Linked DNA regions of Homo sapiens: region 2 is linked to region 1. Evidence: chromatin loops called from intact Hi-C (ENCODE). Cell type or tissue: PC-3. All regions are shown on one strand. Each heading gives the region's core, and the rest is flanking DNA. Links, peaks and the distances in the headings are about the cores only.

Region 1 (12,954 bases), core at 6,808-9,307:
AGTATTAGATATTATGTATGCTCTACAGTGCTTTCTCCAAGACAGATTTTTCTGCCAGCCTCAACCATGGCTCTTTAGGCTTTCCTTAGCGTTGTCTCTGCATTCTGCCCGTTTCTTAGTTTTTATAGTTCTCATTCTATTATAGTTCACTTTTCCTTATTTTTTGACAATGTTCTTTTTGTTTCCTTTGCTCTTACACTTCATTTTTGTAGGCATTTAATTTTTTATTACAACTAGTTTTCCAAAATTGAATGAGATCTCATTGACAAAGACAAGGAGACGCTGGGTGTTTGTAGTTCACGTGTGTATCCACATGCATTCTCAGTTTGTCCTGTTCCTTTCATGAATTTAAATATCTTAAGGGCATTCTAACTAATCAATACTCAAAACAGAAATTTCTGTTTCTATCTTCATCTTTAATGATGACAATATTTCTTAAAATGTTATACTTAGATGAGTTTTACATTTTCCTCCCAAACCAAGAAATTTCTTCTTTCAGACTAAGTGGTCCTTGAGAAATGGAGAAATATAGACAAGATATGGCTGGAATAGCTACAAAAGCCTCTTTCAGAAAATTTATAGTTTTTGATTATGGGTAATCTACTAACACACTGATTTTGTTCAACCCTACTCCAAAATAGTATTTTTTTTTTCTGGTTTGATGAGAGAGCTAAACAATATTTGAAGACAGGGGTATATTCTTATGCTTCATGTGGGATCCAGTTTCCTAAAGACTTCTGGGACTGCCAACGGGGTCAGAATTTGAGGCCCTGAGGGAAAAAAAAGGAGACATTATTAAGAACATTTTGATGTTTTTGTTTAAAGAGCTGGCAACTATGATCTGTTATTGGCTTCCGTTGTACCTTTGTCTGAGTCAATTTGACCTGAAAAGTTAGTTATTTAATTTTCACTTTTCAATTTCAAGACAAGAATATAAGACTGAATTTTTTTAATCCTTGCCTTCACGACATAAATAATTGATTTTATCAGCAGAACTCAACAACAACAACAACAACAACAACAAAACAAACCTTTTTTCATTGAAATATTTAACAGTGAGGCCCTCATAATTGCCTTGGGAAAACACTGTTTTAGTGGGCATTGTAGTGAGACAGTAGGGAAAGTAAAAATCTGAATGATCAGATCCCATTGTGTTTCTAAAACATAAAGTTATAGGTCCTGGGTTGGATTTTGTAAACTCCTAATCAAAAGCAAAATATTAAGGAACCCCACTGGCATTTAATCATCCAATGGATCACAGTACATTGTTACAGTGGATCATATTTGATATTTAATAATAATGTGATAGCAAAAAATAGTGCACATTGATAGACAGGATTGTTCAATTTAGTATATCCATAGCTGCCTGAAAATGCCCCACATACTTACAGTCATTGCATCAGACACTTGTGATTGCCATACTAAACTGTCTGTCCTCCCTTATATAAAGAAAGTACAATGTATCAGAAGTTTCCATAACTTTTTAACATTTAGTAAGCAAGATATCAGATTAGAATAAACAATGGTTCCATATACTATTCCCATTCTAGCTGTTTAGCCAGTTTGTTCTCTTACTATATGAAATATCAACTTCAGGCATGGTTGGATTTATAGAGAAATTCTACTACATATATGTATATATTTGTGTGCATATATATGTATATCCACATACATATGTATACACTGCTTTTTTGTTGCAAAAGTAATACATGCTTGTTATAAAAAGAAAAGCAGTACAGATAGGGATAAAACAGAATGTGTTATTCAATCACCCCAGGATAACTACAGTTAACATATTGGTAGTCTTCTATGCATATATATATCACTTTATCTACATACATCTATCCTTTATTAAATAAAAATACCATTCATTTAGTTTTGAAATATTTTTCACTTATATAGCATGTATTTTCATGTCAATACAGATCTACATCATTGTCTTTAAGCAGATATTATTTGATGAACTTCTCATTCAGTTTTTGGATCATGGGGTTAGTCTTTGAGCCTTGGGCCTAGCATAAGGATCAGGAAAGAGGAACTAGGTGAAGAAGCCAAGAGGCAGAGGCCATACAATGTAGGTGACGAGGTAAAAAAGAAACCCAGCCCAGAACATCTTCCTGCTGTGGAAGGGGCATGTGTAAGCACCTCTTCCTCCATCTCACCGTTCCTCACAACCCTTCATACACAGCACAATCATAAGAAGCCACCCAAGCACTGTCATAAGAAATATTTGATGGAGCAATTAGTTCTTTCCAGATACATATATAGAGAGGATACTGCCTTCCTTGTAGTCATGGTGATTGGACTGAGTGGGAAAGGAGATTTGATTTGGGTAGTGACAAACTTGAGGAAATTTGACAAAGGCTCTCATTAATGGATAGTGGCAGAGGAGAGGAGGTTCCTGACACCTTAACTGTGAGGCTGATGACACCTAACTTTGTTCCAAGAGTCACTTCCCTGGTCCCCTTTCTGGACTGCTGAAAGGTGAGAAATCTGGGATGTCAAGAGGAAAGCTTTTTCTATACCTTTTTTGAAACTTTGGGAGAAGGTTATATCAAAAGGAAACCACCCACCTCTGTCCTCCTCTCCTTCTTAGCTGTAAGTTGTAGTTTTTGTATAAGGCAATTATTAAATCATTTTTATCCGTGTTGTTGAAAATGTTAATATATATATTACAAGAAAGAATATTACATGCCTAATACATTCTACCTACTTCTCTTACAGAAATAGATGACAAGAGGGGGCCCAACACACAAGGGGAAGTAAGTTTTTAAAAATATTTTGTATAAATGTGTTCAAATCAATTAAAAATGCAAAAATTTGCTTGATTTGATGTGATATAAATAATGATACAACTGTAATAAAACTTTAGATTGCTCCTTCTGACTGAATAAACAGTAATATAGTGTCATTAAAATCTCTGCCTCTCAGTTACCTTTATTCTCTACCTATGTAATGCTAACCCCTGAAAAAACTTTTAAAATAAAACATCACTTTTAATGGCAAAATGTGGTATTGACAACTTCAATTTATTGAGTGATTATATATGCACACCACAGGCTAAGCCAAGTAATGCTGGAACCCCAGAGCAAGGAGATGGGGTTGGAGGGATGACACCTCTTACAGGGTCTTCTGGTATGTGGAGCCAAAAGTCTGAGGCCAGAGTCTAGGGGGACTGAAGTCTCCAAAGCCTGAGTAAACAGATCCAACGGGTTCACCTAGAAATGTACTCAGATTTAAATTCAGCAGGCTGTCTGAACACTGTCACTCTCTATTCCCTCCACATACATGTGTAGGAGTTTATATAGAAAATAGAAACCAGGAGAGGCCAGGAGAGCATATAATATAGAATATATGAAACACAAAGTGAATAAACTAGTTCCCAGAAATGAAATAAATATTGAATAGGATGCTGTGCAGGGTTACCTAATCAATTCCCTTGATCGTAGGTGTAGGCAAACAGCAATACTTAAAGAGAAAAATGTAGAATGGACAAAATATCAAATAGTATATCACAAGACTTTTCTGAAAATTTTGTGAAACAGTAAAAGTGGAAAAGCTTTCAAAACTAAACTCTTACATAAATATAAATTAGTTTTTATTAGTAAGTTTACACTGTGTTACTAAACAACAACAATAAAAAAATTTCTGTAGATTTAATTTTCTATTTGATCTTTAAATATGTGTATGGAAGTAAATATTAAAAATCCCTAAACTGATTCGTTCTCAAAACCAGCCAGATGTGACTGAAACAGTAGAAGTGCCCCAGAAATGTCAATCATCCACATATTTAACATTAATGTAGAGTCACCCTGTCTACACCTGTGCATAGTATGTAGGTATCACAAAACTCTATTCTGGAGAAATTTGCTTACACTATTTGCTCATCTGCTATGGATTTGGTAACTGTTTTGTTGAAAGGTTTAGTTTTTAATTGATTGCTTTTGCATCAGATAAATAACATCTCGATGATACCTTTGAGGGCAGTTAATCTTTAGCAAGCACAAGGAAAGAGGCCTCAAGCTCTATTTACAACTTTGTAAAACAGTTTCTAGTTTAAACTTTGTACATTATGTTCTTGCTAATGTGCATAGCAAGCCTGGAACAATCTTCAAAAAGTATGTTGTAACTATTTACACTTGAGCTTTTCAAAGCAAAAATAATTGCCCCAGATGCAAAAACTCATTGATTAAGACCCGTACACTTGCCACATTAAAACATAAATCAACATGCTATTAAAATGGAGTCTTTGGCATTTTCCGATTGGGGGTTAGACCATGTAATTTATTAAATGAATAATATGTATATCCATTATATAGGGCTCTGTATCCTTATCTGTATTTTGACCCTGAAATAAGTTCTTATTTTTGTCATTTTGAAATGCAAAATCTCTTCAATAACTTTATCCTGATCCAATAATGCTTAGGTAAGAGTGTCACATAACAGTTTTATTAGGAAAGGACTTATCTTTTTTTTTAACATATGAAGAATGTTACCTCAACATTATAATTCCAAGTAAATGGAGGTAATAGTTGAACATGTCAATTCAAGAGGGTTAAAGATTGCTGTTACTTTCCAAGGATCTTCATTGTTCCTCTTGAATCACTCAATAACCCCACGAACAGATACTATTATTCCCTGGACATAGCTTTTGGAATATACTTTGTCATGGAACTCAGACTGTTTTTCTCTCAAATGAAAAGGATTGGTGTCTCTTTTTCTCTTTCTTTTTAAAATAAATTAATGTTATTAGGTGGGAAAGTAAAATGATTTCAAGGCTGCCATGAATGAAGAATTTTATGATTAAGTAGACCCTACAACTCCATGTATCTCTTAAGTCTGTGATATCACTAACATGTATATAATTTCTCATTAATTAGATTCTATTTCATGACAGGGAGAAATCAGAAAGCTTTTCATAACATGGCACAGTATTTATTTCCCTCACAGGTCTGATGGCATCGTACTTTGTATCCAAATCTAAGGCTTTTACTTTTTTCTCTTTCTCCACAGTTACAGAATGCATCCCCTAAGCAAAGGAAGCAGAGTGTGTACACACCACCCACCATAAAAGGTACTGTTCAGGTACTGTTTCGGGTTGTCATGAGTGGTGAATCATGGCTGGTCGGCCGTCTGTTCTCTAGGACCACATATCTGATGATAAGCTAGATCTAGTCTCAGCTCTACAACTTAACAGTGTTATGTTCAGTAAGATATCTTATCTACTTAAAACTTAGTTTCATCAAGAGTAAAATATGGGGTTGAAAAAGAAATAGCTAGTGATCTCAGAATTTCAGTCTAGAAATTCAGTTTCCAAAATAATGACAAAGATTTTTTTTTACCGTTATTCGCATACTTCCTTAAAGAGATTTTCCCAGAAGCCCTAATTACTCTTGCCAGTGTTGGCAGATGATTACTGTTTTTCTCTTGGCTAAAGCAAAGCAGAATAACTTGAATTTCAGGGAGACTGAGGATGAAGTGTTGCCTCATTGTATTGTGTCAGGAGCAGCTCTAAGAAACTCAATCAAACCAGCTATTCACTGTACATGTAACTACTGTTGAAACAACAACTAAGAATCTAGTTCAGATTCTGAAATTTTCCCCAGAATTGGAACTGCTAAAAGAAGACCTGTCAGTATCTTGACCAACATCAGTTCCAGGGAAAGCATCTCTTATTTCTCACACTGAAATGTTCTTGATTTGAGGTAGAGTCTGTCCAGTCTACTCTCTCATGTTTTTTCCAGTCTGGTGCTTGGGCTGTGGGCCCAGTGGCTGATCATACTCAATTTGTCCAGCTCAGTTTCAACTGCATGAGAGGCCAGCTGAGCAGCTTCCTCTGGAGTTTGGAGAGAGGGCTAAATTGGGAGTGAAATTTCCCACTCTGTATTTGCTCTAGATTTGGGGCCTATTCAGGGAGGCGGGATATAAATGGACACATTAATAGCTACTTTCAGTAGACTTCCTTCCTCATGCAGCTATAAAACACCATGTTTGCTTGTTCATAAGACTGCAGAACATAATACAATCATCAGCATTGTAGTTTATTCCAGGGTAATTATTGAGACTACTAGGCATCTCTCTCTGAAGATAAGTTTAATCATTTTAAAGATATTTTCCCCGTTGTAAGTGATTTTGTACTTTCAAGACACATCAGTTTTGGCATGAATGGGCAACAAGGAAAAATATATGTTCACTCATTTAATGATTTCCTCTGCTCTATTTTAGGTTCACTTAAACTAAATAAAGTAATACTGTTCTCATGTCCTCAGAGAATAATACTATTATTTTTAAAGGAAAATCTTAAACCGAAAGTCTCAAGGGCCGATGATGTTCATTATATTTAGTTCTCAAATATCAAAAGAATGTGGGATCATAACATTTAGAGAAGTTAGTCCTGTTACACATTTTTGCATAAAGCCTTATACTCTCAAGTCTCCCCGAGATACTCATTTAATGATAATCATTTGTGGTCATAAGTTAATGGCTTGAGAAAGCACAGTAATTGTTTCAAGAGGATATCAGGGTATTACTACAAGTCACATAGGTTCTCATTTATAATCAGAAATGATTTGGAAGTCCCCTGCTTATGATAAAAGAAAAGAGAAAGCTAAATGCAAATATTTTATTTGGTTTACCTGTCCCTAAGAGCTAGAAATAAATATTTTAAGACAAAATGAAGCAATGGTAACATATGGCATCTTGTGAGCACATCAAGAGGCTTCAATTATAAAAAAGATGAAAGAACAAAGGAAATGTTATTAAGATCTTAAATATAATGATACAATTGCTCTGAAATGTATAATTCTTCAAATTGCAGTTGAATGGAACATGCAGTTATTGAGTGTAAAAACATTTGCTGAGGGCACCATGGTACATGCTTATAGTCTCAGCTACTTGGGAGGCTGAGGTAGGAGGATGGCTTGAGCCCAGGAGTTGGAGGCTATAGGGCATTATGATTATGCCTGTGAATAGCCACTGCATGCCAGCCTGGGCAATATAGTGAGACCCAGTCTCTAAAAAAAATTCTAAAAAGAAAAAAAGAATTTGTACTCACAGATCCTTGTTCTACATCTTGTCATTTGTGAATTTTTAAATGACAGATATCTAAATATTTCAAGATATCTATTAGGTCTTTGTCTCATGCTAAATTTTCTTTTTTCCAGGTTGAAATATCTTGATGTCAGTTATACCTGTTATTTAGTTATTTTGCCTTCATTCTTGATCTTATAATAAGCTCCACTTTGCCTGTATCATTCTAGAAGTCCATCATTCAAAATGAATCTAATGGTTAAGATGTGTTCTGATCAGAAACTTGTGGAGACTTCAATTATGCCTGAAACCTCCTTCAACCCAGATACTTTAATTCTATTAATGCAACCCAAAATCTTATCAGCTTTTTGTGGCAGCATTACACATTGTTGGCAAATAGTGAGCTGACTATAAAATCAAAATGTCCAAGTATTTTACAGGTACAGCTTTCCATATTATTCACCATGTATTCCCCATACTGATGTCTTAAATTTGTTTATATCAGAAACTAATACAGTACTGTCATCTCAATTGAATTGCCTATGTTGGAGACAGATTGTTACATCGGCATGTTATATTTTGTATCCTGACTCTATTATTCATTCTATTTTCAGCTATCTCAATTGTGTGTCATCATAGATAAGATAAACCTATTTTGTTATTTTTATCTGATCCATAACAAATGTATGAAACAAAACACAGCTAAAAGAGAGCCCTGCAGCAGCCCATATATCCCCTTCTAATTCACATTGATCCCCTTGTCACCATCATTAAACCATTTATCAAATAGACTTATTATATCAGGGTTCCATCCCTTCATCAGAGGTTATCATCAGCACTCCTATTAGATAAATTGTTGTATTTCAGATGCCTTGTGCTAACCATGAGTCATAAATTTATGATATATATTGTGCATAAAAATGACAGAAGTTGAAGTTTGCATAGAAAACAGACTTTTTCATTATCTTGTGTAATATTGTGTTTCATGATTATGCACAGAAAGTTCAGATTATCAGAAAAATGACAGCTGATGACTAATACCCACGTACATTTCTCTGGTGTTTATATGGTGGTCAGCCCTGTAATTTACAGAACAGCCAATTAAATTATTGTTGGACTGCTTGAATCATGTTTTCAGAAAAGTGGATTTGGATGTTAGGACAGGAAATGGCTGACTCATTTCTATCCCAATTTTGTGTGTGTGTCTGTGTGTGTGTGTGTTTGTGTGTGTGTGTGTGTGTGTGTGTGTTTTACTGGAATGCAAATGCCTTCTACTGAAGAAAGCAAAGTAAGTGCTATTGATTTAAACGGAAATTGGAACATTAAACAAAGCAGCTGACTTAAAAATGACTTTGTAGAGCAGGGCCTATTAGTATTGCATTACCATTCTTAATGCATAGCCAGTCAGATTTTTCATTTACTTCTGTAAAACATCTTTTTCCTCCCATTCTTCATGATTTCTTGTAAAGACTTCAGTATCTAGATATTTTTCTTCTAAGTCAAACAGACTTCTGATATGTCAAAAATACCTTTGTATGCTTACAGCATTTTAACACTGAAGCTTTTTTTTTTCTCCAAGGATGGCTATGATCTTGATTTTTTTTTCAACCCCTTCTCATAATAAAGAAATAAATACAAATACAGAATAAATCAGAGAGCAAATCAACCTGGACAAATAAGAAGGCTAACATGGATTTTGGAGGGTGGAAGATGAAAGTGGCAATAATGGCAAGAATAAGACGTACTTCAGATCACCAAATGAAACATGATCTTCCAATCAGGGAAAACTGCTGATCATGGTGATTTCCTGGAACTCAATATGAAAGGACATGGACTTTGGCGGACAAGCCATCACGGTTCCACCCTCAATGCCACCACTTATTAGCTGTGCAACCTTCAGAAAATCAATGGGTTGTTCACCCCACAAAACAACAACAAAGAAAAATATATTCAAATATGCTGGATGTATTTGGGAAGTAGAAATGAAGATTATGACCCAAGACGCACAGTTAAGGCAAGCCACATATGCATCCGCAGTGGGAAGGGTAAAGGGAAGTTTTATTGGCACAGGGGGAAGTTCATGTAAGGTACTTGGAAACAGAGTTTATTAGTTTCGGACACTCAGAGCCAGATTTGGCATCAGTTAATTGCCAATATAATTGAATGGCAATTTAATTACATTGCTGGACATACCTGTCCAGTAATGGCTGCAGATGCCATTACTGAACCGGTATTCTTTTGAGAACATCTTATCTGAATTGCAGTAGTCCTAAAGAAAGAATTTCTTGGGAGGTTATTTTAGCAAGTCCTTGAGACAGTCTTTATCTCAGCCATATAACATGAACTCCTCCTTTTGGCTTTTTGCTTTAGTGTGTTTGGGCCTGACAAAAAAGTGATTTCATCCTAGTATCTGCAACTTTCACAGGATTAGCCTGTCTCACTTCTCTCATGGGGAAAATGAAAGTGTTGTTTACCACATATGATTGCTGTAGGGACTGAATGAAACAAAATGTGTAAAGAAAATGCTTAGATCAGGCACACAATATGTGGAACTATTTTGAATAATTATTTGAACCCTGAATTGAGAGTGGCGAATACTCCTCCTCCGTTTCTGCTTCACCCTGCAGCATGAAGGAATGATTTTGAGAGAGACAGAGGAGAGGTGAAAGGACTTCCAGGAGAATAAAATAGCTTTGTTTTCATCCCAGTGAGACTTGAAAAGTCGGGTTTAAGATGCCTAGATGTAAAATCCATGTGGATTACCACGCTTGCAACATTCACTCCACTTTTGTTTAGCACTAAGCCTCAGGTCGGCGTGTGAAGTTTATCTTCAACATTTTGCTTTCTTTTAAACAAATGTGGCTTTTCCCTCATTTCACCTAGCTCCGGTCCTCAGACATCATGTCCTTTATTTTCCGACTATTATAACATTCCTGTAAGAGATACTGATATTTCAATTAATAAGCCTTGCAGTTCAAAAAAGTTGAAAAACAAAATGATAGCTGATGTTGAATTTTGGGGTGCTATAGCAGATTATGCAATAAATATTTCTTGCCAGAGGGATGAGAAGGAAATCATCACACCATATAAATGCAGCCTACGCTTAGGCAACATAGGTAAATTAACCATGGCTGTATTGGAATGTGACCAGTTCACTCTTCCTGATTTCAAATCTCCTTAAAATTATGACTCAAAAAAACTCTCAAAAGGAATAGACTGCTGTAATATCCTGTTCTCATTACCCGTCGCACATTGAAAATTGAAGGCAGGAAGAGAAGGCAGCAAGATCTCTTAGCCTCTCATCAGGCCATCTCCACCACACTACATTCCTTTTATAAACACTCCTGTCCCTCTGTGGGTGTTCTTCAGGTATTCATCACATTTTCCTTTCTAAATCTTGGCTTTTTTGTTTGTGCTGGCTCAGTTTGTTTACTGTGTAGGGTGGGGCATATTTATGCAGCTCAAGAAACATTTTGACAGATTTCTAGATAACAAGGAACATTCTAAATATATACAAGTCTCGCTTTCTTTTTTTTTTTTTTAAACCCAAGTATGCTCCTATTTCCAGACCCACTTCCTCTGGTTCTCTTTAATTTCTTCCACTGAGTTTTATGCTCATCTTTCCTCACATCTTTGGATGTGGAGGGTGGAGTCAGGTTGGAGAAGCAATTTGAGAATGTACCTTTCTTGCAAGTCACTAAGGTATCTTTTTTTTTTTGGAGGTCAACATTGAGAGAGAATGAAGGAAGAGGAAAATACCAGCAAGTATGGGTGAACTTCATCTTTTATGACATTGTCATGGATTATTAGGTTAAAAGGTTTAAAAGACCTTGAGATAAATCAAATTGAATTGCAAATTTAAAACAGAGTCCAGTAACTTAATTAATCTCATGTGATGCCACTTAAACATTGGAAAAGAAGAGCACCATTTGTCAATATGGTTCCATTCATTTGTCTATATATATGTTAACCTATTTTAAAATTAATTAATCTTTTAAATTTATATTTCTCTGTATAAATAACATAACAGCTTTTAAAATTGCTTTCTATTTGAGAAGCAGGGAAAAAGATAAACTTTTGCATTGGGTTTGAATAGCTGAATCAAGAATCAGTTTCTTTAAATATTTCCCAAATAAGCAAATAGCAACATTCAATTGTGTAAGTACTAATAACACACTGCCACAATCACATATGAGCCTTTGCCATGTGTGGAATGCTGCATTAAAGTGGGGTGGATGCAGAGGTGAAAAGCAGAGCCCTGGCCCTGTGGGAGACCAGTCTGGAGGAAGCAACATACAAGTGGATAGAGCATAGCATGGTAAGTCCTTTAATAGGGATTTAGACAAAGACATCTGGAGATGGGAGGAGACTCGCCACAGGCTTACTGGACAGGAGGGTAAGGCCACTTTCAGATCACAGAAGGGACAGTCATATTTACATATAAGTCTGGAGAGTAAAATGGACTAGGTCATGGAAAAGTGGAATACGTGGCTCATACCATGATCATTCCTCCTGCTCATGCACACTTGTGAAGCATTTAAGATGATGCTGTAATGTGGGCAGTTAAATTCTGCATGGACCATCACAAAGAACTTTGCTGCCATGCAAAGACTAAATAGGTCTCATTAATGGGACTATGTAGATAATATCACTTTCCAAAGCATTTGAAGCCCTTGTTCATTTGATTCCAATTTAAAATTTCTGCTTCACATCTTTGTCTTTCTTCTTAATAATATTACCTTTAAAACAGAATAAATCCCAACCAAAATTACATGTTTTAAAGTTAGATTTTATATTTTAGAACAGGTTTGGATTTGTAGAAAAATTCTGAAGATAGTACAGAGAGTTTTCATATACCCCATATCCAGTTTTCCCTATTATTTATGTCTCATGTTAGTATGGCACAGTTATAATTGGTAAATCAATAGTTGTATAAAACAGTTCTTGCATTGCTATAAAGAAATACCTGAGACTGGGTAATTTATAAAGAAAAGAGGTTTAATTGGCTTATAGTTCCACAGGCTGTACAGGAAGCATGATGCTAGCACCTGCTCGGCTTCTGGGGAGGCCTCAGAAAACTTGCAGTCATGGCAGAAGGTGAAGGGGGAGCCAGCACTTTCCATGGCTGGAGTAGGAGGAAGAGAGGGAGGAGGGGGTGCTACACACTGTTAAACAACCAGATCTCACAATAACTCCCTCACACACTATCAGGAGAACAGCACTGAGTGGGTGGTGCTAACCCATTCATGAAGGATCCACCCCTATGATCCAATCACCTCCCACCAAGCCCCACCTCCAACACTGGGGATTACAATTGTACATGAGATTTGGATGGGGACACAGATCCATGCCTTATCAATATGTATACGTTGTTATTAACTAAAGCCCATATTTTCTTGGTATCTATTTAGTTTTTTTCCTAATGTCTTCTCTTCTATTCTAGGAATCTATCCAGCATACCACATTATGTGTGGTTTCATGTCTCCTTAGGCTCCTCTGGGATGTGACAATTTCTCAGACGTCCCTTGTTTGTGATGACCTTAAACGTTTTGAGGAATACTGGTTAGGTATTTTCTAGAATATCCCTGTACCGGGATTTGACTGATGTTTTTCTCAGGATTATATTGAGGTAGTGGATTTTTGGAAGAAAGACAGCAGAGATAAAGTAACATTTCATCCCATGATACGAGGGGCACATACTACCAATATGGTTTATCGCTGTTAATTTTGACCTTGATCACCTGGCTGAGGTAGTAGTTTTGGAGATTCTTCACTGTAAAGTTATCCTTTTTTTACTCCGTTTCCATACTGTACTCTTTGGAAGGAAGTCACTGTGTGTAGTACCCATTTAAAGAGTGGGAAGCTGCACTCTACTTCCTTGAAGGAAATGTCCTGTACACACATAAATCATTTGAAATTCTTTTG
Region 2 (12,954 bases), core at 3,434-5,933, 95 kb before region 1:
CAACTTCCTTCTTAATTTTTTAATTGATCCACTGGTCATTCAGGAGCATATTATTTAATTTCCATATGTTTGTAAAGTCCCAAAGTTTGTGTTTCTGTTGTTATCAATTTTCCTTCCTTCCTTCCTCCCTCCCTCCCTCCTTCTCTCTCTCTTTCCTTCCTTCCTTCCTTTCTTTCTCTTTCTTTCTTTCATTCTTTCTTTCTTTTCTGAGATGGAGTTTCACTCTTGTTGCCCAGGCTGGAGTGCAATGGCACATTCTTGGCTCACTGCAACCTCCGCCTTCCAGGTTCAAGCAATTCTCCTGCCTCAGCCTCCAGAGTAGCTGGGATTACAGGCACGAGCCACCATGCCTGGCTAATTTTGTGTTTTTAGTAGAGAGGGGATTTCTTCATGTTGGTCAAGCTGGTCTCAAACTCCCAATCTCAGGTGATCCACCCGCCTTGGTCTCCCAAAGTGCTGGGATTGCAGGCATAAGCCACTGTGCCCGGCCTGTTATCGATTTCTAGTTTTACTCCATTGTGATCAGAGAAAATACTTGATATGATTCCAGTTATGTTTTTAATTTATTAAAACTTGTTTTGTGGCCTAACATGTTGTCTGATCTTGAGAATGATTCAGGTGCTGAGGAGAAGATTATGTATTCTTTAGTTGTTGGATGAAATGTTTTGTAAATATCTTTTGGGACCATTTGGTCTGTAGCATAGATTAAGTCCAAAGTTTCTTTGTTGATTTTCTGTTTAGATGATCTGTCCAGTGCTACAGTGGGGTGTTGAAGTCTCCAGCTATTATTGTATTAGCATCCATCTCTCTCTTTAATGCTAGTAATATTTGCTTTACATATCTGGATACTCCAGGGTTGGGTTTATACGTTTATAGTTGTTATATCCTCTTGCTAAAATGGACCTCTTTTTCATTATATAATGACCTTTTTGTCCTTTTTATAGTTTTTGTCTTGAAGTCTATTTTGTCTAATATAAGTATAGTTACTCCTGTTCTATTTTGGTTTCCATTTACATGGAATGTCTTTTCCCATCCCTTTATTTTCAGTCTATGTGTATTTTTATAGGTGGAGTGTGTTTCCTGTAGGGAACAGATAATTGGGTCTTGTTTTGTGATCCGTTCAGCCACTCTATGGCTTTTGATTGGAGAGTTTAGTTCTTTTACATTCAATGTTATTATTGATAATGAAGGACTCACTACTGCCATTTTATTATTTGTTTTCTGGTTGTTTTGTGGTCTTCTCCTCTTTCTTTACTTCTTTCCTTTTAGTGAAGGTGATTTTCTCTGGTTTTAAATTAAATTTTCTTTAATTTATTGCTTTTTATTTTTGTGTATCTGTTGTATGTTTTTTGATTTGAGGTTACTTGAGGCTTGTAAATATCATCTTACAACACATTATTTTAAAATGATGGATTCATAATGATTACAAAAACAAACAAGCAAAGAGAAAACAAATAAAATCTGTAAATTTTAACTTGATATCCCCCTGCTTTTTAACTTTCTGTTATTTCTATTTGTGTCTTATTGTACTTCTTATCCTTCCAACTTTGTTGTAGTTATTATTTTTGATAGGTTTATTGTTTAGTCTTTCTACTCAATATATGAGTAGTTTACACACCACAATTGCAGTATTATAATATTCTGTTTTTCTGTGTACTATTACCAGTGAGTTTTATACCTTCAGATAATTTCTTATTGCTATTAATGTCTTTTAATTTTGTACTGGAGAACTCCCTTTAGCATTTCTTGTAGGACAGGGCTAATGTTGATGAAATCTTTCAGCTTTTGTTTGGGAAAGTATTTATTTCTCCTTCATGTTTGAAGGATATTTTCTCTGGTTATACTATTCTAAGATACATATTTTTTTCTTTTAGCACTTTATATATGTCACACCACTCTCTCCTGGCCTATATGCCTGTATGATTTCCATTGAGAAGTCTACTGCCAGATATATTGGAACTTCTTTGTTATTTGTTGTTTTCTTTTTCCCTCTTGCTACTTTTGGAATCCTTTCTTTATCCTAGACCTTTGGGAGTTTGATTATTAAATATCTTGAGGTAGTCTTATTTGAGTTAAATCTGCTTGGTGTTGCATAACCTTCTTGTACTGGTATCTTGATATCTTTCTCCAGTTTTGGGAAATTTTCTGTTATTTCTTTGAATAAACTTTCTACCCCTGTCTCTCTCTCTACCTTGCCTTACAGCCAAAAACTCTTAGATTTACTATTTGAGGCTATTTTGTAGATCTTGTAGGCATGCTTGTTTTTTATTCTTGTTCTTTTGTCTCCTCTGACTATGTGTTTTCAAACAGCCTGTCTTCAAGTTCATCAGTTCTTTCTTCTGCCTGATCAATTCTGCTGTTGAGACTCTGATGCATTCTTCATTATGTCAATTGTATTTTTCAAATCCAGAATTTCTGTTTGATTCTGTTTAATTATTCCAATCTCTTTGTTAAATTTATCTGATAAGATTCTGAATTCCTTCTCTGTGTTATCATGAATTTCATTGAAGTTGCTCAAAACAGCTATTTTGAATTCTCTGTCTTGAAAGGTCACATATCACATATCTCTCTGTCTCCAGGATTGGTCCATGGTGTCTTGTGCCTTATTTAGTTTTTTTTTTTTTCCTTTGAGGTCATGTTTTCCTGGATGGTCTTGATGCATGTGGTTGTTTATTGGTGTCTGGGCGTTGAAGGATTAGGTATTTATTATAGTCTTTGCAGTCTGTGCTTATTTGTACCCATCCTTCTTGAGAAGGCTTTCAGGGTATTTGAAGGGACTTGCATGTTGTGATCTAAGATATTGGTCATTGCAGCCATATCTGCATTAGGGGGCACTCCAAGCCTAGTAATGCTGTGAATCTTCCACCCTCATAGAGGTACCACCTTGGTGGTCTTGGATAAGATCTTGAAGTATTCTCTGGATTACCAGGCAGAGACTCTTCTTCTCTTCTCTTACATTTCCCCAAACAGAGTTTTTCTCTCAGTGCCGAGCTGTGCAAAGCCAGCACAGCCCTAGGTCTTGACCAAAGTCCATGATAACCACTGCTTGGCTATCACCTATGTTTGCTCAAGGGCCTAGGTCTCTACAATCAGCAGGTGGCAAAGCCAGCCAGGCTTATGGCTTTTCCTTCAGGTGGCAATTTCTCCCTGGCCATGGGTGGGTCCTGAGATGCTGTCCATTAGCCAGGGCCTGGAGTCAGGAAGCTTAGGAATCTACCTAATGTTCTATTCTACTGCAAATGAGCTGGCACCCAAGCCATAAGACAAAGTCCTTCCTACTCTTCCATCTCCTTTCCACAAGCAGAGGGGACTCCTTCTGTGGCCACCACTGCCCCAGTTCACGGAGAGTACTGACTGGCTACCACTGATGTTCACTCAAGGCTCAGGGGCTGTTTAGTCAGCTCATGGTGAATGCTGCCAGGCCTGGGCTGTCCCTTCAGGCCAGTGGGCTCCCCTCTATTTCAGGACAGGTCCAGAAATGCTATCCAGGAGCCAAGGCCTGGAATCAGGAGCCCAAAGAGCCCACCTAGTGCTCTACCCCATTGTGACCAGGCTGTTTCCATGCCACAAGACAAAGTCTCCTTTACTCTTCTGTTTCCATTTCTCAAGCAGAATGAGTCTCTCACCACAGCCATGACAGCTGGGAATGTGCTAGTCACACCTGAAGCCAGCACATCTCTGAGTTACACCCAAGGCCCACAGCGAGTACTGCCTATCACTGCTGATTATTCAGGCCCAAGGGCTCTTTAATCAGCACTTGGCAAATCCTGCCAGGACTGGGTCCATCCCTTCAAGGCAGCGAGTTTCCTTTTCATCGAGGGTGTGTCTAGAAATGTCCAGGAGCTAGGTCCTGGAATGGGGGACTCAGGACTCTGCCTGTGGCCCTATTCTACTGTGGCTGAGCTGGTATCCAAGTTGCAAGACAAAGTCCTCTTTAATGTCCCCTCTACTCTCCTCAAACAGAAGGAAGGAGTCTCTTTTGGTGCTACAAGCTGTGCTGCCTGGGGTTGGGGAGTTGGCACAAGCACTCCCTTGGCCACCCCAGCTGGTGTCTCACTAGGTCACGTTCCCTGCAAGTCCCCTCACTCCACACTTAGCACAGCACCAGACCTTGCCAAGGAATTGCAGTCCTTGAGGCATAGATTGCCTTTCAGGTTTATTTAGGGCCCCAGAGTACTGTAGGCCATGGTCTTGAGGCTTGGTAGAACTCAGGTTCTGACTGTTGGGATGGATGATTCCTTTCTGTCTAGGGCTCATATAAATGCTCCCTCTATAGATGCCGGCTTAGTTCTGCCTGATGTTGCTTTCTGTTGTGCCAGGGCAACACTGAGTTCCAATGCAGTCCCACAATCCCTTTGCTCTCCTTTCCTCAAGTGCACAGATTCTCTTTGCTGCACCACATGGCCACTGCTGGGGGATGGAGAAGGGATGGTGTCTGCAATTCAAGCGTATCTTTACTACCCTCTTCAGTGCCTCTTCCAGTGATATAAACTTAAAACCAGGTATTGTGATTGCTCACATGATTTTTTTGGTTCTCATGAAGGACTTTTGTGTGAATAGTCATTTAATTTGGTGTTTCTGCCAAGGGGACAATTGGTAGAGACTTTTATTTGGCTATCATTCTCTGTCTCCTCTCTCAATCTGGAGTTCTTTACTCAGCCAAATTCACTAATGTGGGAAGGGAAAGAAAGTCATTTTTAGATATTCGAAGTCTTGGAAAGTTTAATACCTATGAATCATTTCTATAAAGCTTACTAAAGAATATACTTCAGTAAGTCAGAGAATAAATCCAAGACAAAATGTGTGATGTACGAAAAATGGCGAACAAATAGATGATTTCACTGTGGCAGATGAGTGAAGCCTGTGGAAAAGGTCATGCTGAGCATCTTGTTTCTTTGGAGGTGTATGTGGACAATAAACGTGTATTCATCCATTATATAAATTATTCGTGTAATTACTTTTTAATAGGACAAAAAAAAAACACAATACATCAACAAAGTCCAGAGGATTGAGCAACAAAGCACTTGGAGGACATTTTAGCAGAAGGAGCATTTGAACTTGGTCCTAAAAGTAGAGATGTTTGCTAAGTAGCAAACATAGGGTGGAAGGGTGCTCTGAGTCACTACAAGTGACCATATGTACAAAGTGAAAGGACTTGGGTTATTCAAGAAAGAGTAAGTTCAGTGGTGATTATGGGGTACATGGCCTGAGGTGCGCCTAGAAAATAAAGTTTTAATTTCTATTTTCTATAGAGTGCCAGATGATGAGCTAAACTGATTTCCTTATCATACTTTCTTAATTACCTACTCCTATCATTCATTTTGTTCCATGACTCATTATTTGTACTGGAAAATAAAGCTTAGCACATTACAACCTGCTAGAAATTTCATGTTCTTTCTGAATTAAGAATTATCTGTTTGCTTCCAAACTCATTATGCATATATTACACAAGCAGTATAATGAGTCATATGTTACGCTTTTTAAAACTGGATCATTAAGAAATCGTAAGAACAGATGTATAACAGTTCAAAATCTCAAGAAGCAGAGACTATGGGATGGCACTGGTGATCCCCAAAACAGGTTGCTGTGGCATAAATATGATCAGTAAGCATCTTTGACTCATAGGCCAGACCAGGCCCACCCCAGACCACCATGACCAAGACACAGAGGCAAATGCTCTCAGTCAATATAGGTTTCATGTTCTTACCGAGACATTTGCTTTTACTGGAAGTGACTCATCCTAATCAGAAAATTATTTTATTTTTAATGCTCCGTTATTTGTAGATATGAATAAGCCTACATTCTGCATGGAAACATAGGCAAGCACTCAAGAACAGCTCTTTTGCAGAGTTTACGCAGAGCCAGAAGATTGCTAAACTGAAGCAACATAAGTCCAAAACTTGAAATCATTTATAAAGAACTTATTTTTGTTTAAATAGATGTTAGAACTCAGAGAACATATACAAAGTACTAAATGTGTGTATACCATTTACATAGCAGATAGGGAGGTAAGCAGAAGAAGCAAGACAGGAGAGAGCTATTTGTCAAGTTTTATAGTGATAATAAAAAAGGCAAGACGAATGTTTCAGTGTCAACTGAGAGCTGATCATTTGTTGAAGATTAAAGGCAGAAGAAAAGGGACTTTTGGCAAAGCAGATCTTTCTGTAACGCTGTTAGTACAAAAAATAATTGGCTGCCTTTTGCAGAGATGTTCTAATCAAATACATTTCTTGAAAAAGTAAAGGCATACTCAGGATGAATACAGCATGTAATGTATGGCCCCACTGACATCTACATTCTATGAAACTTTCAAATTATATTTATATTTAATTTAAATTTACATCCCTGTTTTCTTTTTAAAAAATATTTTGAAAAGGTTGTCTAATCAATTACTGTTAGCACCAACTTTTTATTTCTGGGGATTGATTAATTAGTTTGTGGGTTATGCAGACATTTGATGACTTGTTTTTTCCTTGTATCTTGCCTTTTAAACATTATGTTAAATAGTAGCATTTTACCAAGATTGAGAGATAAGAGTTGAAATTTAAATCAGTCAATTATGCTACCTTGGAGTATTTATAAGGCTTTATATATGGGTGGGTAGAGACTTTAAGGTAAAAAAAAGTCATTAAGGAAAGAGAAATGGAACCAATATCTAGAGTTGACTTAAATCATGTATTTGCTGTTTGTCCTCTTTCCCACAGGAATCTAAGAGATGGTTGTGAATATTAATTAAAATAACATACAGAAGATTATACTCTGAGAATATTTCTTACTTGATATTTATCTATGTTACATAAATTCCAAATTGGATTCCATAGAGTATATTTGAAGGTGCAAATGAATTGAACAGAAGATGCTGTTAAAATATTTCACAAAACAACCAGAAATTCAATGAAAGTATCTTAACTGCACTTTAATATTATCACAGAATATATATATTCTAGTCTTGTCACAAACTGTAATTGGAAAAGACTGTGATCATACTCCCTTGCACAAAGATTTGGTATCCATTCTGAGATTGGATTCTTCTAGAATAAATATGAATCTGAAGCATCTCCATGTCAACCTTATATACAGTGGACCCTTCCTGGAATTGAGGAACTCAGATTTTCCAATTGTGCTATGTGATTTTCAGAAACAATTTGAGAATGTTCAGGTGTAAAGGTGTGAAATGGAGAAGACAGTCACTTGGGGTTGGAAGACACCCTTTGCCTGAGAACTATAAATCAGAATGCTCACTGGTTTCCAGAGAAAGTGAGAGTAGTTAGGCAGCAGTAGCTGCCTGGAACTACCTGATTTTCCACTAGCTATACCTGAACATCGTTTAAAAGGTTATACATATTTTAAAGTGCTTCACCATTATTAGGAGTGCAGTCTTTCCTGTCTTCAATCATTTGTAATGTCTCTCAATAAAGGCAGTACCCCAAATGCTTTTCCTGATACCTGCAAAATAAATGAAAGGAGTCCACTAAAATTCTGATGACTGTCAAGATTGTGTCAGACATCAATCATATGGGGTTACAAGGCACTGACTTAAGGGACTCTTAAAACCCTGCTTTGAAAAATTATAATATAAAATTTTGGGGGTAATTTAGATCAGTGTTCCTGATGAAATGTTTTGAAGAACTAAACTGGAGATAGTACATCAGCCTGGTAGTTATTTGTTGCCTTTTTTTTTTTTTTTTTTTTAGAATGTTTTCTCTCTTCAAGATTCTCTTTTGAAAGACATCTAAAAAGGTAAGACTGGGCAAGACTTTGAGAGAATTTGTTCTTTCAAGTCTTCCCTGATTGATAACTATTGCTAAAATATAGTTCATGGTTTGCCTACATCAGTGATGGTGCATAATACTATTTATATTTTGAACATTTCCTCTGAGTAGAAAATGTGAAGTTCATTCAAATTTATGGAGCTTCATCTTCGACTGTGTTTATTCTCTCTCTTTTTTCTCTCTCAGACAACACATTCATTTATTCTGTTTTAACTATGTAAAAAAATAAGAATATGTTGCACTTGTTATCCATAGCTTAAAGAAAGAATTAACAAAGCTAAACCAATAAAATAATAGCTATTTAACAGGAAGCTATAAGAAAACACTCTCCTGGTTCTTTCTCTTTTTATTTTTTATTTTATTATTATTATAATACTTTAAGTTTTAGGGTACATGTGCACAATTATTATTGTAGTTCGTTTCCATTGTATTACATATGTCAAGTACAATGCATATTGAAAGGCCCTCTGTGTACCTATAATATTGCTCTTATAGGTAAATGTAAGAATGTTAGGAACAGTGTTCTTTTGCATTAAGTAAGGGAGGTAAATTCAATATGATTTTGGAAATAATGATCTCATCCAAAGTAGCTTGTCCTTCATTAGAAGACAAAGCATGTTTTTTTGAAAAAGAGCTCTATTTTAATTTCTCTGATTTAAGAGAGGGTGTGAAAAATCTTTTTCTGCATCAAAATGCAAAAGAACCTTAAAAATATTATTTAAAATTATCTTTGTTATTCTGGCTCTTAATTTTTTATTAAAAAATTCAAATGTGCTCATTGTATAACATAGAAAATCATAAAGAGAAAATATATAACCTATAAACTCACCATCCAGAGACAACCCCATTAACATCTCAGAATATATTCTTCCAAACATTTTTCACACATCACACACAAAAGTATAAGTAAGCGTGTATGTATATGTCAGTAGGTGTTTAATGCATGAGTACATGCATGTGTATATATGGATACAAATCTATAATGAAATTATACTAGATACAGCTATACTATTTAAACATTGTGTGAAATTTTTGAAAATTATTTGGAAACCCTACCAACAACAGAGTTCTAGAAGTTACTCTGAATCCAAACCAAATAAAATCTTATAACATTATTTTCTTCCATTGTATTACCAAACTATTTAAAATGTGAAGAATTTTGCAAATGGGTTATTTATTCATTTATTTATTTATATCGTTGAGTAAGAGGATCATACCTATAATCTCCTACAAAGGCTACTGGCCTACTGTTCAGGAATCCTGAGTAATTCTCCTCACCTTAATATAAATTTTATCTATATATCTGTATATCTATATCTATATCTATATCTGTATCTATCTATTCCTCACTCCTCTCTGTCTCTTGAGTATTTTAAACATCTTTCCCCTCTGGCTACCTCCTTGCAGCCCAGGACATATTCAAGTCTGGTTCATCTATAAAATAAATCTAAAAAGCTCCACTCCACTCTTGCTCTTGCTCTCTACTGTAAGGTCCCATGTTTGAAGGAGGCTTTCTTTTAACTGTCAAGGTGTTTTTTAAAGAACTTGCCTAAATTATGGGCCAGGCACAATGGCTTATGCCTGTAATCCCAGCACTTTGGGATGCTGAGGCAGGTGGATCACTTGAGGCCAGGAGTTCAAGACCAGCCTGGGCAACATAGCGAGACCCTGTCTCTACTAAAAATACAAAAATTAGCTTGGCATGGTGACACATGCCTGTAATCCCAGCTACCTGGAGGCTGAGGCATGAGAATCACTTGAACCCAGGTGGAGGTTGCAGTGAGCTGAGATCGTGCCATTGCACTCCAGCCTGGGCAACAGAGTGAGAATCTATCTAAAAAAAAAAAAAAAAAAAAAAAAAAAAAAAAAAAAAAAAAGCTAGGCTAATTTTTTATCACCTACCTATTTCCCACTCTTTCCCTCAATATAACTACTAGAATTCAGTGGATAATTTTTAGATGTTTGTAATTACATCCTCTGTAGTTTTGACATGCTGATCACATGTTTCCTAAAGAAACTCTCTTCAATCTTTATTTCCATGTTGTTATTCTTTCCTGGTCTTCTTACTCCTCTGATTGTATTTTTGTGTGTGTGTGTTTGTTTCCATTTTGTCCTCTTTTCCCCCTTAACATTTGGGTTTATCAGAATTCTACACTTTTTTCTTATCTTTGCATTCCACAAACTGCTTGGATTAATTTATCTATCCCCATGTCTTTCAGGGCTTATTTGACAAGGACTCATATATTATGTGTATACCTTCAAGACAGACCACTCTTCTGTGTTATAAAATAGAAAACTGTAAGAATAATACTAATGATTTTTAAAGTGCCTAACAGGACACTTTAAAAAGTGTGGTGGCTCATGCCCGTAATCCCAGCACTTTGGAGGCCAGCAACCATTTTTTATGTCCATAGTTTCTGTAGGTCAAGAATCCAGGTAAGGCAAAGTGAAGATGACTTGTCTCTGCTCCACTATGTTGAGGGCCTCAGTTGGAACTCTCACAACTGGAGCTGACTCACGTGGCTGGGGACTGGAATTACCCGGAGGCTTCTTCACTCACATGTCTCATGGGGTAGCTGTGATGACTCAAAGTCTGGGCTCCACTGGGGCTGTTGACAGGAATCAGCATGTGACATCTTGTATTAGTCTGTTTTCATGCTGCTAATAAAGACCTACCTGAGACTGGGTGGTTTATAAAGCAGAGAGGTTTAATGGACTCATGGTTTCACATGGCTGGGGAGGCCTCACAATCATGGTGGAAGACAAAGAAAGAACAAAGGGATGTCTTATATGGCGGCAGGCAAGGGGGCTTGTGCAGGGGAAGTCCCAGTTATAAAACCATCAGATCTTATGAGACTTATTCACTACCACAAGAAAAGTATGGCAAAACCACTCCCATGATTCAATTAACTCCACCTGGCCCTGCCCTTAACACATGGGGATTATCACAATTCAGAGTGAGATTTGGTGGGGACACAGTCAAACCTCTGCATGCGACTTGGGCTTTTCACTGAATACCTTCTGGGTTCTGAATGTGCCTCATGACAGAACATTTGGAGAGTAGGCAGACAGAGCAATGCCAGAGTGTTTTTCTTTGCACCATGATGTCTGGGGCATCAGATCAGAGACTCAAACAGCTGGAGATGACTTGAATAGCTAGGGATTAGAATGCTTTGGAAGCTTCTTAACTCGCATGGCTGACACCTGGGCAAAAATGACTCACAGGTCAGGCTCAGTTGAGGGTGCCCACTGGAGTACTCACAGGTGGTCTCCATGTGGCTTTGCCTTCTTCACAGTGCAGTGGCTGTTTTCTGAGAGGGAGCAGTCCTAGCTGGAGGGACTGGAGGGGTGTTACACAGGAACTGAGTGGAATGAGCATGGCCTTTTATGAACCAGCCTCAGTAGTCAGGAAGCATCACCTTCTCTGTGTTCTATAGTTTACATATGAGTCACTTAGGCCAGCCGAGATTTGAAGGGAATTAGACTACAACTCTTGGTGGGAGAATAGTAAGGGCCATTTCAGAAAAATATGGGGAATGAGAGAGATTGTTTCTTCCATTTTTGCAAAAATAGATACCCCAATACCCCTAACTGAGCCTAGCTTTTGAGTCATTCTTGCCCAGGTGTCAGGCATGTGAGTAAAGAAGCCTCCAGAGCATTCTAATCCCTGGCTATTCAAGTCATCTCCAGCTGTTTGAGTCACAATTATGCCATGTGCTGAACAGTTTTCATGAATTACCTCTTGGAATCCTTATATCAATTCTATGAAATAGTTAAGAGTTTTATCCTTATTTTAAATTTTAATATTCACTAATTTTAACAATGAGAAAATGTAAGGAGTATTTCCATCTAGATAACATACTTGGACTAAACCAAGTCTAGAGTAATTGATTTTTATTGTTGTTCTACATCTTATCCTTACATTTTACCATTTAGTGAGTGATATGACCCCATATACTAGGCTGCTAAATCTGAATTCGTAGTTCATCATTGTTCCAACTCTCTCTTCCGTTATTATCATCCAATTTCATTAAATAACTATATTCTATGCATCTCCCTCTCCATTTTCACTGCTATTACTTTATTTGAGGCTTTTTTTCATTTCTTGAGTAGATTTTTATACATCCTCAGATAATCTTGTCTCTGGTCTTGACCCATTCCAATCTACTTCTACATGGGCACCACAGTGATCATTCTTTAAAAAACCTAAATCAAATTGCCATACTCTCTTATGTGAATCTCTTTAGTTCCTGTCACTGCCTTCAGAGTAAATCCCACATTTCTTTGCATGGGCAAGAATGACTCAAAAGCTAGGCTCAGTTGGGGGTATCGGGGTATCTACTTTTGCAAAGAAATGTGCATGGCATGCAATGTTGTCATTTCTTCCTCTAGGTCAGGGACTGAGTGAAGATAACTGGGTGTAAATAGAGTGTACGTAGTGTTAGAGGCGATGGAGCCTGTCTCTATGTAAAAATCACTTCTTTGCATAGAGAGGGCAGCTCTGTGACCTTGTGGATATCAGGGCCCAGCTTTGCAAGACTTTCTATTTTATTGAGAAGCTGAATATCTTTATTTTTGTGTGTTTTTGTGTATTTTTAAACATGGTAGCAATTAAAAACAACAACAACACCTGTAGGCAAATAAAAGAATGTCTGTGGCTCACAGTCAGACATCACCCTCCTACCTAGGTCCCCTTTCCACTTCCTATAACTCCTTTTGATCATGGCGTCACCAGCTCTATGGTGCTTATTTTTATAGGATTCTGCCTTCTTCTCTCAACTGTATGTTCTTTAGAGGTTGGGATCTTATTGTATTTGTGTTTGTATCACTGTGTCTGTCATAGAATGAGATACTCAATAAATATTTGTTGGATGTATAAATAATATTTATGAAAGCATTTTGGAAATGAATATATTTCTAGGTATACTCAGCAATTACAAGTCCAACTTCATTTAATAATCATCTCTCCAAAACAAAAAGCAGGGAGAGGCTAACATTAAGCTATGGAAATCCATAAAAGTGAAAGGTACCAAAACAAATGAAAAGGGAGATAGGTAGACAAGGGGTGAGAGCGAATTCCAAGTCTTCCTCACGTTATTCCTGTGCCTTTGCTGGACTTGAGCTAAAGCCTGTTTAAAAGTCTACAATGTCTAAAATTTCTAAGACTGTCCACACTGGGCTG

The links. A loop is a pair of places that touch in the nucleus more often than their neighbours do. Peaks named below come from ENCODE experiments on the same cell type or tissue, not always from the same donor. Only the 100,000 strongest peaks of a DNase experiment are listed, where the experiment ranks them.
Region 2: it touches region 1 in a loop (4-fold over the local background); 32 of 110 quality-filtered maps call a loop at or near these places.

What each region holds. Positions count from the first base shown.
Region 1 is chr2:182,058,718-182,071,671 of GRCh38, forward strand. It overlaps PPP1R1C (protein phosphatase 1 regulatory inhibitor subunit 1C), which reads left to right. Exons shown (of 5, transcript NM_001080545.3): 3 at 2,725-2,762; 4 at 5,014-5,074. LOC102724288 (a long non-coding RNA gene) reads right to left here and starts at 650. Exons shown (of 3, transcript XR_001739816.2): 1 at 1-650. In PC-3, for the core only: no CTCF peak of the experiment used is centred there; a DNase peak (open chromatin) is centred at 8,184; H3K27ac peaks cover 964 bases.
Region 2 is chr2:181,967,525-181,980,478 of GRCh38, forward strand. It overlaps a transcript of PPP1R1C not described here. Among named protein-coding and RNA genes, the nearest start is that of PPP1R1C, 12 kb to the right of the region's middle. In PC-3, for the core only: no CTCF peak of the experiment used is centred there; no DNase peak of the experiment used is centred there.